Linked DNA regions of Homo sapiens: region 2 is linked to region 1. Evidence: chromatin loops called from intact Hi-C (ENCODE). Cell type or tissue: K562. All regions are shown on one strand. Each heading gives the region's core, and the rest is flanking DNA. Links, peaks and the distances in the headings are about the cores only.

Evidence for each region. Hi-C counts contacts between places; a loop is a spot of excess contacts. Peaks named below come from ENCODE experiments on the same cell type or tissue, not always from the same donor. Only the 100,000 strongest peaks of a DNase experiment are listed, where the experiment ranks them.
Region 2: a loop joins it to region 1, with 2.4 times the contacts of the local background. A loop is called at or near these places in 1 of 110 quality-filtered maps.

The regions. Positions count from the first base shown.
Region 1 is chr1:92,307,089-92,314,961 of GRCh38, forward strand. It overlaps RPAP2 (RNA polymerase II associated protein 2), which reads left to right. Exons shown (of 13, transcript NM_024813.3): 6 at 100-188. It also overlaps a transcript of GLMN not described here. Among named protein-coding and RNA genes, the nearest start is that of RPAP2, 12 kb to the left of the region's middle. In K562, for the core only: a CTCF peak has its summit at 3,199 (motif pointing right); a DNase peak (open chromatin) is centred at 3,173.
Region 2 is chr1:92,442,743-92,450,615 of GRCh38, forward strand. No RefSeq gene overlaps it. Among named protein-coding and RNA genes, the nearest start is that of GFI1, 40 kb to the right of the region's middle. In K562, for the core only: no CTCF peak of the experiment used is centred there; DNase peaks (open chromatin) are centred at 3,989 and 4,369.

The DNA.
Region 1 (7,873 bases), core at 1,268-5,267:
TTTATTCTTTGAACGATACATTTATGTTTTATACTCTCAACTGTATGTAGGTAATGTTTCATGATAAGAAAAAAACTAGATTTATAATGTTCTTTTCAGTCTTTTTGCAGCAATTTTTGTTATCAAGCATCTAAGTTTTTTGAAGCACAAATTCCCAAAACTCCAGTATGGGTTCGAGAAGAAGAGAGGTAATTTAAGTCATTGTGTATATACATTTGTTCATATATTCTAATAATTTGTTTCTGCTTTTTGAGATTAGCTGAGAGTAAGTCTAGTTTTCTGTAAAAAGTTACCATTTTATATACTTTATGGGGAAATGGTTATATTTTAAGCATAGCTATTAAGGATTTTACACTTAAAATCAGAAAATGCATACATACAAATGTTATTTGTTTGTTGTTTTAGCTTTAATTGCAAAATCAGAACTTTAACTCCAGTGTCCTGTGATGCTAGTTATGTCTGTGAATCCTGTTAATATAATAATCCTGGAGGAAGAATGTTAAATTTTTTCAGAAGTTACTGGGTCTTAGGATCCAGGTGAACTCTGCTATGAGAAAGGTTAGAAAGTTCAGGTTCATTTAATCTTTATAAAAATCAGTACACTATTTTATCAATTTAAAGACACAATTAAAAAGTAATTTTTTTTTTTGTAAAAAGAGTTTATGGGCAATGCTGGAGTTTAGCCTCTTGGGAAATGATTTAAATACTGGCAATGTTTTACTAGATGCTAAAGTCAAGAAAATTTTATTATTGAGGGTGAAATGGCATGATAATATAAAGGTAACAAGTTATCCTTATGGTAATTAAACTGTATTGCCTAGAAATTCCAATGAAATGCTTAATGAGATAATGCCCAAAATAAATTCATGTTTGAAAGAGTGTATTATAGCAACACAAGGCAGTGTTACTTGTGGTAAGGTAGGACCTATGCTAAATAAACTAATGACCTAAACATAATGAGATGCAGGTTAGCTAAAAAGCTCTGGCTCAAAAAAAAAAAAGCAAACCTTGAAGTCTTTTCTGATGCGTAAGGCGATGTAACACCACTCTCAATTCAAATAACATCAATTATGCTGACAACAGCACCTGTGATGGCAGACACCTCTGCCTGCCGATCCAATCCTGTGTGGTTTAGGATATGGAAAACTTAACACTGTGTGGCCCTTGATAATTGAGTTAAACATAATTAAGACTAAATTGTTCATCATTTCACCACCAGTCTGCCAGCTTCCTTGTTGGGAAAATAAAAGACTCTGGCATTGTTCGACATGACTGGGAAGCTAAGAGTACTTTTTTACTTATCCTTTTTCTCCTTTCTTAATATTTCTGTCACTAGAGCTGCCCAGTACTTCCCCAGTCCTCTGAGAGCAACATGTTTTATTCCCCACTGAAACCAGTGTTTCCTCAAGTTATCCTTAACTTTGCTTCCAAAGATATTTTCTCTACATCTTAAATTTAACCCTTTGTGCCACCCTCATATCTACCTCAACTGCTTCAAAACCATTTACCAAATTACCTTTCCTGCCATCTCTGTTTTCTTCAAGCATAGGTATTGGTCCTTCCTTTAGCTAATTTAAAACAAATCTTCCAGCCTGGTGTAGTGGCTCATGCCTATAATCCCAACACTTTGAGAAGCCAAGGTGGGTGGATCACTTGAGTTTAGGAATTTGAGACCAGCTTAGCCAATATGGTGATACCCTGTCTCTACTAAAAATACAAAAATTAATTGGGTATGGTGGCGGGCACCTGTAATCCCAGCTACTCAGGAGGCTGAGGCAGGAGAATCACTTGAACCTGGGAGGCGGAGGTTGCAGTGAGCCAAGATCGTGCTGCTGAACTCTAGCCTGGGCCACAGAGTGAGATTCTGTCTCAAAAATTAAATAAATAAATAAAATGAAGTAAAACAGGTCTTCCTGTAACCTTTTCCTAAAATCTCACCATCCTCTATTCAGAATGCTCACTGTTTCCCAAAACTTGAAGCCCTTTTACTTTATATTTGCAGTTCTTGAAATTCTACCTTAGCTATATACCCTTCACTACCTCACTAAAAAAGAAAGATGAAAATGTCCTTTGTGCCGGGCGTGGTGGCTTACACCTGTAATCCCAGCACTTTGGGAGGCCGAGGGGGGCAGATCACAAGGTCAAGAGATCGAGACCATCCTGGCCAACATGGTGAAACCCTGTCTCTACTAAAAATACAAAAATTAGCTGGACGTGGTGACACATGCCTGTAGTCTCAGCTACTCAGGAGGCTGAGGTAGGAGAATTGCTTGAACCTGGGAGGCGGAGGTTGCAGTGAGCTGAGATCGTGCCACTGCACTCCAGCCTGGTGACAGAGCAAGACTCCATCTCAAAAAAAAAAAAATGGACTTTGTTTCTCTAATCTAAATGAATCAACTTAATTTACATTTAAATTGTGCAGTAAGTGCTTAGTACCTGGCAGGCTACACACATACACATACACATACACATACACATACACATATACATATACATACACATACACATACACATACACATACACATACACATACACATATACAAGTATAAAACCCAACCTGTGAATTTAACAATCACTGGATGCCAGAACATGAATTAAACAAGTTTGTGTTGACTTTAATGGGGACCTGTCCTATAAATTAGCAAGGTTAGGACATTGCATAATGAGAAACTGTGAGCAAAAGTGAGAAAATAAACTTGTGGGAATGGGTTGGGATATTGAACATTGGCCCACTTGAAATTTGGGAAACGAGAAGATAACAATAGGTAAATAACAAAGGGCCAGGCTGAGTGTGGTAAACCCTCAAGTATTGGGGAGCCATCAAATGTTTTTGAGCAGAATTTATTCTGATATTGGTGTACAAAATGAATTAAAGAAGAATCATAATTAAAAGAGCTAAAAGGGTCCTTAGAGAGATTTAATCCAACCCCTTCATTAAGTGTATTTCTTAAACTAGTGATCCGTATGAGACCAGGATTCTATTTATTATATTCCACTTGATTAGAAGGAAACAGTGAATAATCTATATATATGCATCTGCCTCATTGTATAGCATAACTGTAGCCCTTAATTATATATAACACTTGTCAGTGTATAACCATATCAGTATCTTTTATATCTGGATGCATTTGTGTTACCTTAATTTCCAAATTCTTAGGGGCAGGGATTATGTCCATGCTATTTAATGAATCCACTAGAGGTCACTGTTTTTTCAGACATCTTTTTACCTGTGCCAAGGATCAGAATTCTAGAATTTTGTATTTTTAAAAGCTTGTCTAGCTATTGCACATTTAAGCTCTACAGAAATGTGATATTTTAAAGAATGTCTGTTTACATATGGCATGGGATACAATATCCTGAGTCAGTCTTCCTTTAGGGAGGAAAAAATTGCTTCTTTTAAATGGTGGCATGTAGTATTTAATGCAGAGATATTTTTATTAGCTTACAATGAGTCATGATAAAGAATAAATTGCATCATAATAGTAATTTTAATAATCATAATTTTAAAATAATAATAAATTTTTATGGCCAGGTGTGGTGACTCACGCCCGTAATCCCAGCATTTGGGAGGCCGAGACTGGTGGATCACCTGAGGTCAGGAGTTCAAGATCAGCCTGGCCAACATGACAAAACCCTATCTCTACTAAAAATATAAAAATTAGCCAGGAGTGCTGGAACATGCCTGTAGCCCCAGCTACTTGGGAGGCTGAGTAAGAAGAACCGCTTGAACCTGGGAGGCAGAGGTTGCAGTGAGCCGAGATCACACCATTGCGCTCCAGCCTGGGCAACAGAACGAGACTAAGAATAAATTGTTAAATCCACCCAAAAGATTAGATATCTTATTGAAATGACTTCCAAACTTTCGACCACTATAATAAGTGCATTTTACATTATCTCATATATGCATATAACTAAAACTAAAGCAAAACTTCTGTGAAACAATATTATTCTTACTACATGAAATGCCTCTGATATTTTCTACTCTGTTGCTTTTTTAAAATGCTGGCAGCAACCTACTTAATTGATTGGTCCTGATCTGCAGTTTGAAGAGCGCTGTTTTGTTGGATTTAGCTCACGTTTTTGGTTGTTTTACTGTAGGAAACCTGCTTCTCAACACTAAGTCTCAGTTTCCTCATTTGTAAAAGGAAAAAGTTGCATTCAACTTCCGAGTTCCCTTTGGTTCTAATGATTTACAGTTCTAAGCCAATTGTGTCATTAGTCATTGCTACTATAGAGAAAGTTTTCTACATAAGGAAATATTTATTAAAATGATGAAAATTAAAATTATCTGCTTAAGACTAGAGAAACTTATACTACCTTGTAGAAAGGTCTGTCTCAATAATTTTGAATAAAGTTACTGACTTTAATAATTTGATCTCTTTAGTCTGTAAAAGTGAAGGCTGATAAAATGTAGATCAAAGCTTTTAAATTATGAAGAAAAACCAGGCATGTTTTAGAGCATGTCCTGAACAATTTGAACTTGGCATCACTGAGGATGCCATGACCTTACACACCATTTGGAAACAGAATATTGAATTTGACCTAATTTGGTCTTTCTTACATTATTGTGAAAGCCAGTAAGTACAGGCATATCTTGGAGATATTGCAGGTTTGGTTCCAGACCACCACTATACTAAAGCAATAAAGCAATCATGGATTTTGTTTCCCAGTGTATGCAAAAGTTATGTTTCCACTATACTGTAGTCTTTTAAATGTGCAGTAGCGTTATATCTTTAAAAAATAATGTACATACCTTAATTTTAAAATATTTTATTGCTTAAAGATGCTACTGATCATCTGAGCCTTCAGCAAGTATTAATCTTTTTGCTGGTGAAGGGTCCTGTTTTGATGTGGATGGCTGCTAACTGATCAGGGTGGTGGTGTCTATAGGTTGGGATGGCTGTGGTAATTTGTTGAAATAAGACAACCCCAGGTTTGCTGCACTGATCGACTTCCTTTCACTAAAGATTTCTCTGTAGCATTAGATGCTGTTTGATAGCATTTTACCCACAGCAGAACATCTTTCAAAATTGGAGTCCGGCCAGGAGCAGTGACTTATGCCTGTAATCCCAGCATTGTTGCGGGGCAAGGCAGGAGGATCACTTAAACAAGACATTTGAGACCAGCCTGGGCAACATAGAGGGACCCATCTCTACAAAGTATTTAAAAAATAAAAAATTAGCTGGGTGTGGTGGCACACAACTGTAGTCCTTGTAGCTACTTGGGATGCTGAGACTAGAAGATCACTTGAGCATAGGAGTTCATGGTTGCAGTGAGTTAGATCACACCACTGCACTCCAGCCTTGGCAACAGAGCAAGACCGTGTCTCAAAAAAAAAAAAAAATTGAAGTCAGTCCTCTCAAACTTCATTGCTGCTTATCAGCTAAGTTTATGGAATATTCTAAATCTTGTGTTACCATTTCAACGATGTTGACAGCACCTTCATCAGGAGTAGATTCCATCTCAAGAAACCAGTTTCTTTGCCTATCCATAAGAAGCAGCTGTATATCCGTTCAAGTTGGATTATGAGATTGATGCAATTCAGTCACATCTTCAAGCTCCACTTCTAATTCTTATCTTGCTATTTCCACCATATCCATAGTGACTACCTCTACGGAAGTCTTGAACCCCTCAAAGTCATCCATTAGGGTTACAATCAACTTCTTCCAAGCACTTGTTAATGTTGATATTTTGGCCTCCTCCCATGAATCCCAAATGTTCTTTTTTTTTTTTTCCTTTTTTCTTTTTTTCAGACAGAGTCTCACTCTGTCACCCAGGCTGGAGTGCAGTGGCGCGATCTTGGCTCACTACAACCTCTGCCTCCTCAGTTCAGTGGCGAAATCTCAGCTCACTGCAACCTCTACCTCCCAGGCTCAAGCGATTCTCATGCCTCAGCCTCCCAAGTAGCTGGGACCACAGGCATGCGCCACCACACCCGGCTTATTTTTGTATTTTTAGTAGAGATGGGGGTTTTGCCATGTTGGCCAGGCTGGTCTCGAACTCCTGGCCCCAAGTAATCCACGCACCTTGGCTTCCCAAAGTGTTGGGATTACAGGCATGAGCCACTGTGCCCACTCCCAAATGTTCTTAATGACATCTAGAATGGTGAATCCTTTCGTGAAGGATTTCTATTTACTTTGCCCAAATCCATCAGAGGAATCACTCTATGGCAACTATACCTTTAGGAAATGTATGTCTTAAGACTTGAAAGTTGAAATTACTCCTTGACCCATGGGCTGCAGAATGGATATTGTGTTAGCAGGCATGAAAACAACACTAATCTTGTACATTTGCATCAGAGTTCTTGGGTGGCTAGGTACATTGTTAATAATCAGTAATATTTGGAAAGGAATCTTTTTTTTTTTTTTGAGCAGTAGGTTTCAACAGTTGGCTTAAAATATTCAGTAAGCCATGCTGTAAACAGATGTGCAGTCGTTTAGGCTTTGCTGTTCCATTTATGGAACACAAGCAGAGTAGATTTAGCATAATTCTTAGGGGCCCTAGGATTTTCAGAATAATAAATAAGCATTGGCTTCAACTTAAAGTTACCAGCTACGTTAGCCCCTAACAAGAGAGTCATCCTGTCCTTTGAAGCTTTGATGCCACATATTTACTTCTCCTCTATAGCTATGAAATCCCTAGATGGCATCTTCCTCCAATATAAGGCTGATTTGTCTACATTGAAAATTTGTTTAGTGTAGCTATCTTAATCAGTGCTCCTAGCTAGATCTGTTGGATAACTTGCTGTACCTTCTACATCAGCACTTGTGGCTTCACCTTGCACTTTTATGTTGTGGAGATGGCTTCTTTCCTTGAATCTCATGAACCAAACTTTGCTATCTTCTACCTATTCTTCTGCAGCTTCCTCACCTCTCTCAGTCTTCACAGAATTGAGGAGAGTTAGAACCTTGCTCTGGATTAGGCTTAAGGGAATGTTGTAGCTGGTTTAACCTATCCAGACCACTAAAACTTTCTCTATACCAGCAATAAGGCTGTTTTGCTTTTTTGTGTTCACTGGACTAGCATTTTAAATTTCCTTTAAGAACTTTTCTTTTGCATTCACAACTTGCGTACTGGCAAAATAGGCCTAGCTTTTGGCCAGTCTCAGCTTTTGACATGCCTTCCTCACTAAGCTTAATCATTTCTAGCTTTTGATTTAAAGTGAAAGAAAGTGTGACTCTTCCTTTTACTTGAACACTCAGAGGCCATTGTAAGGGTTTTTTTGTTGTTGTTGCTGTTGCTGTTGTTTTTTGGTTTTTGGGTTTTTTTTTTTTTGCATTTAGTAGTGCATTTTATTTATTCTAAGTTGCATACATTTTTACATTTTTAACATCTGTGCAATTGAAATGGATCTCACAACTGATAGACTCTTAGATTACAGCTGGACACAGAGGCTAACACCAGTAATCCAGCACTTTGGGAGGCCAAGGCCGGTGGATCACTTGAGGTCAGGAGTTCAAGACCAGCCTGGCCAACAGGGTGAAACCCCATCTCTACTAAAAATACAAAAATAGGTGGTGGCATGCACCTGTAATCCCAGCTACTTGGGAGGCTAAGGCAGGAGAATCACTTGAACCCAGGAGGCAGAGGTTGCAGTGAGCTGAGATGGTGCCACTGCACTACAGCCTGGGCAACAGAGTGAGACTCCATCTCAATAAATTAAAAAAAAAAAAGGCTGGGTGTGGTGGCTCACACCTGTAATCCCAGCACTTTGGGAGGCCAAGGCAGGTGGATCACCTGAGGTCAGGAGTTTGAGACCAGCCTGGCCAACATGGCAAAACCCCGTCTCTACTAAAAATACAAAAATTAACCGGGCATGGTGGCTCACGCCTGTAATCCCAGCTACTCGGGAGGCTGAGGTGCGAGAATCTC
Region 2 (7,873 bases), core at 1,892-5,891, 140 kb after region 1:
CAAGATCTCCGAACTCGAGAGTGGCAGAGCTGGGATTGGAACCCAGACTCTCTCTGGACCCCTTGAGAGTCCACGTGATTGTGTGATAGGTCCTATAATTCTACACATGAGGGCAGTGGGACTCATGCTGCTGATTGGGACACTTTGTGTGTCTGTGGCCAAAGGTAACCTCTTTCGCTGATCCTTGTTGCTAACTATGCAGTACTGGGAGATGCTGCTTCTAAAGAAAATAAAACTAAAAATAAAACAAATGCAACTACAATAAGCTGCTAGCAAAGCACTCAAAAGAAGTGGGCCGGGTGCGATTGCTCACGCCTGTAATCCCAGCACTTTGGGAGGCCCAGGCGGGCGGATCACCTGAGGCCAGGAGTTTGAGACCAGACTGGCCAACATGGTGAAACCCCGTCTCTACTAAAAATACAAAAATTAGCCGGGCGCGGTGGTGGGTGCCTGTAATCCCAGCTACTCGGGAGGCTGAGGCGGGAGAATAACTCGAATCCAGGAGGCAGAGGTTGGAGTAAGCCGAGATCACGCCACTGCACTCCAGCCTAGGTGACAGAGTGAGACTCTGTCCCCCACCCCCCAGCAAAAAAAATAGTGAATATTTTATTTCTTTTTTTTTGTTTTCAAATGTAAAGAGAATACAAAGTTTGTAGGGGCATGGACTCAATAGAAATTTTATTTCCTAAGGGCAGACAAAGATTCAGAGGAGGCAGGCCGGGTGCGGTGGCTCACGCTTGTAATCCCAACACTTCAGGAGGCCGAGGCAGGCGGATCCCTTGAGGTCAGGAGTTCGAGACCAGCCTGGCCAACATGGTGAAACCCCGTCTCTACTAAAAATTCAAAAATTAGCTGGGCATCGTGGCAGTCGCCTGTAGTCCCAGCTATTCAGGAGGCTGAGGCAGAATAATCGTTCGAACCCAGGAGGCGGAGGCTGCAGTGAGCCGAGATCGCACCACTGCACTGAAGTTTGGGCGACAGAGGGAGACCCTGTCTCAAAAAAAAAAAAAAAAAAAAAAAAAAAAAAGGAGGCAAATCACCTATAACAGAATGTACCTACTTTCTCTAACCCTAGTGTGCTTTTTAAAACTATAATCTGTGTCTAAAGACATGACTTTTGTTTTAAGAGGTTACTTTCCAATCAAATAGTTACTTTGTAACAATTGATTGTCTTTAATTAAACAAATATTTTTTCTAGAACAGACTCTGTTTACACAAGCCATGTAATATGAAATTACAGTTACCAAAATGTAATTTCCAGCTTCCCAATCACTTGGCCTAGAAACCTCGAAATTAGCTTCTGCCTCACCTTTGCCACTCACATCCTGCTCAAAACTTTTAGTGGCTTCCCTCTGCGATGAGACAATCGCTTAACTCTAGCCTGGCATTCAAGATACTCCTTGGTCTGTCTCAACCTAACTGAAAGCTCAAGCTGGGAGCCAGGAGAGCTTGAGGTCCAATTCCTTCCCCACCACTGAATAACTGAGAGGACCCCTGTCTCTGTGAGCCTTAGTGCCTTCATCTGTCAAATGAATGTGTTGGGATAAATTATTCGCTGCCCTTTATAACTGGAACTTTCCTGGCATCTGCTCTTCTAGCCTTCTTTCCTGTGTCTTCCCTTCTTGTACCACATGCTCTGGCCCCTACACAACCCAGGACGCTTCACATGCTCTGAACATTCCCACTTCTGACTTCCTGCCTTTATTTAGAATGCTCCTTCTCCTTCTTCTCCAGATGACCAAATCCTTCACTTAAAGACTCAAAGATACTGCCAACCCCCCAGGAAGTTTCCTCAGTTTCCTTGATAGGAAGTCATTTATTCAGCTGAGGAATTGCATAGCCTGGTATCTGACATCAGCACCACCACCCACTTTTGAGCACAGAGCCATGTTTGGATTATTTACATACCATCAGGTCTAGGTCATCTTTGTGTCTTCCCCAATGCCAGGTTAAAATAAGCCATTTAACTAAATAACAGCAGGTAATAAATGGATATTAAATGTTAACCAATATTAGCTATCAGCAAGTAATAAACACCTATTAAATTGTAAACTACTATTTTTAATACTAATGATGATAACAGATGTTTGTTAAATAAGTAAATGAATGAAATAAATTGCAAACCAAAAAGCCTATGAAAATATGCCAAGTTTTGTTAGGCTGAGTCCCTAGAAATAAAGTCAAAGGACATACATTCCCTGGAAACATCCAGGAAACAGAGCCAGTGTTTGGGGCCAAGATTTCCAGTTGTACATGTGTAGATATGTTTAAATTTAAAGACAACCCATAGGAATCTTAAAGTTTTGAATGGGTAATTTACATCAGATTTTAATCTCATCATCTTGAAATTCTCCATTCTTCCTATTTGAATAAATATCCTCACATATTGAATACTTTTTAAAAAATGAAACTTTAAAATTTCAAAAACAGTATGACTCCTTTATTAGTTTAACTGAAAATGGTACATAAATAAATCTCAAATTCAGTGGTCAAATATGACACCAAGCTACCTCAAGTATTTTAATATATAAATATCTACAGGTACATGCCTGGTTGGAAACAGTCATTGCAAATGAATGAAGGCAAGAAGCTGCTATTGAGCACTGTGGAGTAAGACCTGCAGTTATGGAAACAAAGTGTCTCTGGGTCTCAAGGAAACTTTTTTTTTTTTTTTGCTTTTGAAATGGAGTCTTGCTGTGTTACCCAGGCTGGAGTGCAGTGGCAAGATCTTGGGTCACTGCAGCCTCCACCTCCCGGGCTCAAGCAATTCTCCTGCCTCAGCTTCCTGAGTAGCTGGGGCTACAGGCACCCACCACCATGCCTGGCTAATTTTTGTATTTGTATTTGTATTTATTTTTATTTTTATTTTGAGATGGAGTCTTGCTCTGTCTCCCAGGCTGGAGTGCAGTGGCGCATCTCTGCTCACTGCAAACCCCACCTCCTGGGTTCAAGCAATTCTCCTGCCTCAGCCTCCTGAGTAGCTGGGACTACAGGCTACAGGCACCCACCACCATGCCTGACTAATTTTTGTATTTTTAGTGGAGACGGGATTTCACCATGTTGGCCAGGCTGGTCTTGAATTCCTGATCTCAGGTGATCCACCTGCCTCAGCCTCCCAAAGTGCTGGGATTACAGGTGAGCCACTGCACCCGGTTCAAGAAAACATTTGACCATGAATTCGAATCAGCACCAAATCTTCACCTTGGCTAGTGAGAGGGCACAGCAAGCATCAGTGAGGCTAGGAATGGAGAAATGTTTCTGACACTGCCTTTCTTTTCTTTCTTTCTCTTTCTCCTTTTCCTTTCCTTTCCTCTCCCTTTCTTTCCCTTCCTTCCTTTTCTTTTCTTCTTTCTCTTTCTTTCTTTCCTTCTTTTTCTTTCTTTCTTTTCCTTTCTTTCCTTCTTTTCTTTCTTTCCCCTCCCACCCTCCCTCCCTCCCTTCCTTCCTTTTCCTTTCTTCTTTCTTTCCTTCTGATCCAAAAGTAATGCAAAGTTATATAAAATTCAAACATTGCAGAGTACATAACACATATATCATAATCTCCCCAAGTTCCATCCCACTTCAGCCCATCCCCATGTAATCAATGTTAACATTTTGGTGTACTTGTATGTTCTTCTGATTTTTTTCCTATGTATGCTAACATTATTATTGTTATCATTGATTTTTACCACTCGGGAACTTGCTTTGCCACATATCAAATCGCTAGCATTATGACATACGGATGTGCCCATGTCTTTGCTGAGCAGATATTACCAAGGTTTCACTTGATGAACATCTTTGTGTATTATATCTTTTGCTTATGACATTACTTTCAGACAGGGCAGACTCCATCTTCAAAAGCTGTGGAGGAGGAGATCCAGCGGATTTCTCAGTGATAAAGCAGTTAGTCAGCAGAGTAGTTTCAAGGCAGATTAGATAAACCATACTTGAGAACAGCAGAAGGAATCCCACCACACCCACATTCAAGGGAACTTTCCCAGAGGCTTGGATAAACCCAGCTCTCTGCCCTCCTCCCTCAGCAGCCACCACACAAGACCAGATTTATCTTTGGAAACCAAGCCAGTTATCTTCCATACCCAGTTCTCTCTGCAACACGTAGATCTGGAGGGCATTATCATATCACAATGTGTGTAAAATGCATAAAGAGCAGGCTATCTCATCTGTGAATTAGAAGGATGATTGGTGTGAGGAGTCAAGAAGTTCAACATTGAAGACTTTCAGTGGTGGGTGGGCGGGGGGCAGTGAAGTGGGGGTACATTCGAAAAGTCTTCGTATAATTAGGAGAAAGGTTGGCAGCTTCGCACCCATCTAGCAGCCCAGACCCAGTGCTTCCATGCAGAGCTCTCAGCCTGCAGGCTCCTCGGAGAGCCTCTGGAATTCCTTCTGACTGGCTGGAAGGGTGCCTTCCCAAGCAAGGCTCCTCTGAATGGGGGTTTGCTTTGTCCCTGCTCAGCCAGCCTCCAAACCAGTCAGGTTCTGGTATGAGAGAGAAGAGCCCCTGCTTCCTATTTGGTGAGCACTGAACTTCTGAACTTGTGAGTGCTTATGATGTTGTGAGGGCTGCTCACTCAAATAAACCATTTCTGACCTTTTTCTTTCTTTTTTTTTTTTTTTTGGCTTGAGTCAAATTTCCTCTTTCTCTGGGTTCATGAGGATTTAAAAATACAGTATCATCCAATTTGAACTTCTCCAACCCTCTCATTTGACAAGGAAACTGGGGCCAAATAATGAAATGACTAGCCTCAGGTTACACTTTGTGAGTAATAGAGCTCTTCAGTTCCTCCACATTCCTTCTTGTCTTTGAATTAGTATCATCAACTCGTTAACATCAGGAGCTATCAGAACAAGTAGGACTTGCCTATTAAAGGGTCCCTGTCTTGAATGCCACAGAGAGAGATTTATCAAAAAAGAAATAACAGCAATAATAATAAATTATTATATGTGTAATATATTTTTATTTTTTAATGTAATAACTATTATTATAATGATAACATGCCAGGCACTGATCTAAGTGCTCTAGACCCTGTTAGTATCTGTTGCTTTTTTCTCTCTTTCTTGCTTTGCATTCTCGTGAATTGATTTTTTTTTCCAATTTCATTTCCCTTAACTTGTTTGGAAAGTATATGCATTGTGTTTCTTATTTCAGGGGTTACACTAGCTTGTTTAGCATTCTGACCTAAGGTGAAGTCTGAAGTTGATATCTTTACCTCACTCCTAAATAATCAAGAACTTTGGACAACTTTAATTCTAGTATAAGCCCAGTATGTTAATTCTCTTTTTTCCCTCCAAAAGTTGAACATTGTTATAGTTTGTTGTTCCATAGTCAATGTTTGCTGAGATATGCCCTCATATTCCATATTCACTGCTCCTTTTTATTTATTTATTTTTTTGAGACAGGGTCTCACTGTGTTATCCAGGCTGGAGTTCAGTGGCGCACACAGGCTCACTGCAGCCTTGACCTCCTGGCCTCAAGTGATCCTCCCACCTCAGCCACCCAAGTAACTGGGACTACAGGCGCATGCCACTGCATCTTTTTTTTTTTTTTTTTTTTTTTTTAAGAGATGAGGTCTCACTATGTTCACCTGGCTGGTCTCAAACTTCTGGTCTCAAGTGATTCTCCAGCCTTTGGCCTCCCAAAGCACTGGATTACAGGCATGAGCCACCGCATCCATCCACTCACCACTCTTTTTTGCATCTTGGGCTTTTCAGTTTTTATTCTCTTAAAGTATATCCTTTAGGATTTCCTTTAATGAATCTCTTTGGATGGTAAATTTTCAAGTTATTGGGGAGGCAGATGTTTTCATTGTTTTTCTCTGTTTTGTTTGCCTGAAAATATTCTGTGGTTTTTTTTTTTTTTTTTTTTTTTTTTTGAGACAGAGTTTCGCTCTTGTTGCCCAGGCTGGAGTGCAATGGTGCGATCTTGGCTCACCACAACCTCCATCTCCCAGGTTCAAGTGCTTCTCCTGCCTCAGCCTCCCGAGTAGCTGGGATTACAGGCATGCGCCACCATGCCCGGCTAATTTTGCATTTTGACTAGATGGGGTCTCGAACTCCGTACCTCAGGTGATCCACGTGCCTCGGCCTCCCAAAGTGCTGGGATTACAAGCATGAGCCACTGTGTTGGGCTGAAAATATTCTTTATATAATTTGTTTTTCTTGAAATATAACCTCACTGGGTGTGAAATTCTGGGTTGATAGCCATTTTCTCTCAACACATCAAAGAAATTATAACATAGTATTCTCTTAATTGTTCTTAAAAAGTGAACTATATGCCTAATTGCCCATTTTCTTGTAGGTGATTTGTCTTTTCTCCCTGGAAGCTTTTACGAGTCTCCTCTCTCTCTCTCTCTCTCGTTTATGTGAATATCCTGCAGTTTCACTATGATGTCTCTAGGTGAAAAGTTTCTTTAATATATCCTGCTTGAGATTCACTGGGTTCCCTGGATCTGAGAAATACTGTTCTTTTCCATTCTCATTATTATTTCCTTCTGCAACTGTTTGCTGACTTTCATACTCTAGTCTTAGTCTCTTTATAACACATCCCTCTTTCTAGCTCTCTCTAATACATGTGGATAATATCTTCAGATCCAGTTTTTTAATTCTTTCTTCAGCTATGTTTAGTTTCTTTTTAGTGCATTGAGATTTTTAAAAGCAGCTTTATTGAGGCATCAACATAAAATCAGCTGCACATATTTAAATTGTACATTTTGATAGATTTTGATATGTGAATGTGCTTATGAAACGATTACTACAACCAAGATAATGAGTAAATCCTTCGCCTCCAAAAGTTTCTCATGCCCCTTTCTAATGTTTTCCTCTCATCTTTCCCTACCCTCACTCCCCGCCAAGCAACCATTAATTTGCCTTCTGTCATTATTAGTTTGCATTTTCTAGAATTGTATAGTACAAAGTCATACAATACAACTTCTTTTTTTGGTCTGACTTTTTTCACTGAGCAAAATTATTTGAAAGTTTATTCATGTGTTTATCAATAGTTCATTTCTTTTTATTGCTGTATAGTACTCCACTGTATGGATAGACCACAGTTTGTCTTGTCATTTGGGCATTTCCAGTTCTTGGCTATTACAAATAAAATTGCTATAAACATTCATGTAGATCTTTAAATTTTTTTAAAATTTTTCTATTGGTATATAATAATCGTACATATTTATGGGATACATGTGACATTTTATTTATTTATTTTTTTGAGACAGAGTTTCACTCTGTCACCCAGGCTGGAATGCAGTGGCCAGATCTTAGCTCACTGCAACCTCCACCTCCCGGGTCCAAGTGATTCTCCTGCTTCAGCCTCCCGAATAGCTGGGATTACAGGTGCCTGCCACCATGCCCAGATAATTTTTGTATTTTTAGTAGAGACGAGGTTTCACCATGTTGGCCAGGCTTGTCTCGAATTCCTGACCTTGTGATCCACCCACCTTGGCTTCCCAAAGTGCTGGGATTACAGGCATGAGCCACCATGCCTGGCACATGTGATATTTTAATACATACATAAAATGTGTGATGATCAAATCAGGGTATTTAGAGTATCCATTACCTGAAACAGCTATCATTTCTTTCTGTTGGGAACATTTCAAAACTTCTCTTCTAGCTATTTTGAAATATACAATAAATTATTGTTAACTATAGTCACCTTACTATGCTATCGAACACTAGAACTTATTTCTTCTATCTAACTGTGTGTTCGTACCCGTTAACCAACCTCTCTTAATTCCACCCCACCCCTACCCCCATGCAGACACCCATCCCAGTCTCTGGTATCTATCATCCTACTTTCTACCTCCATGAGATCTACTTTTTTAGCTCCCACATATGAGTAAGAACATACAATATCTGTCTTTCAGTGGCTGGTTTA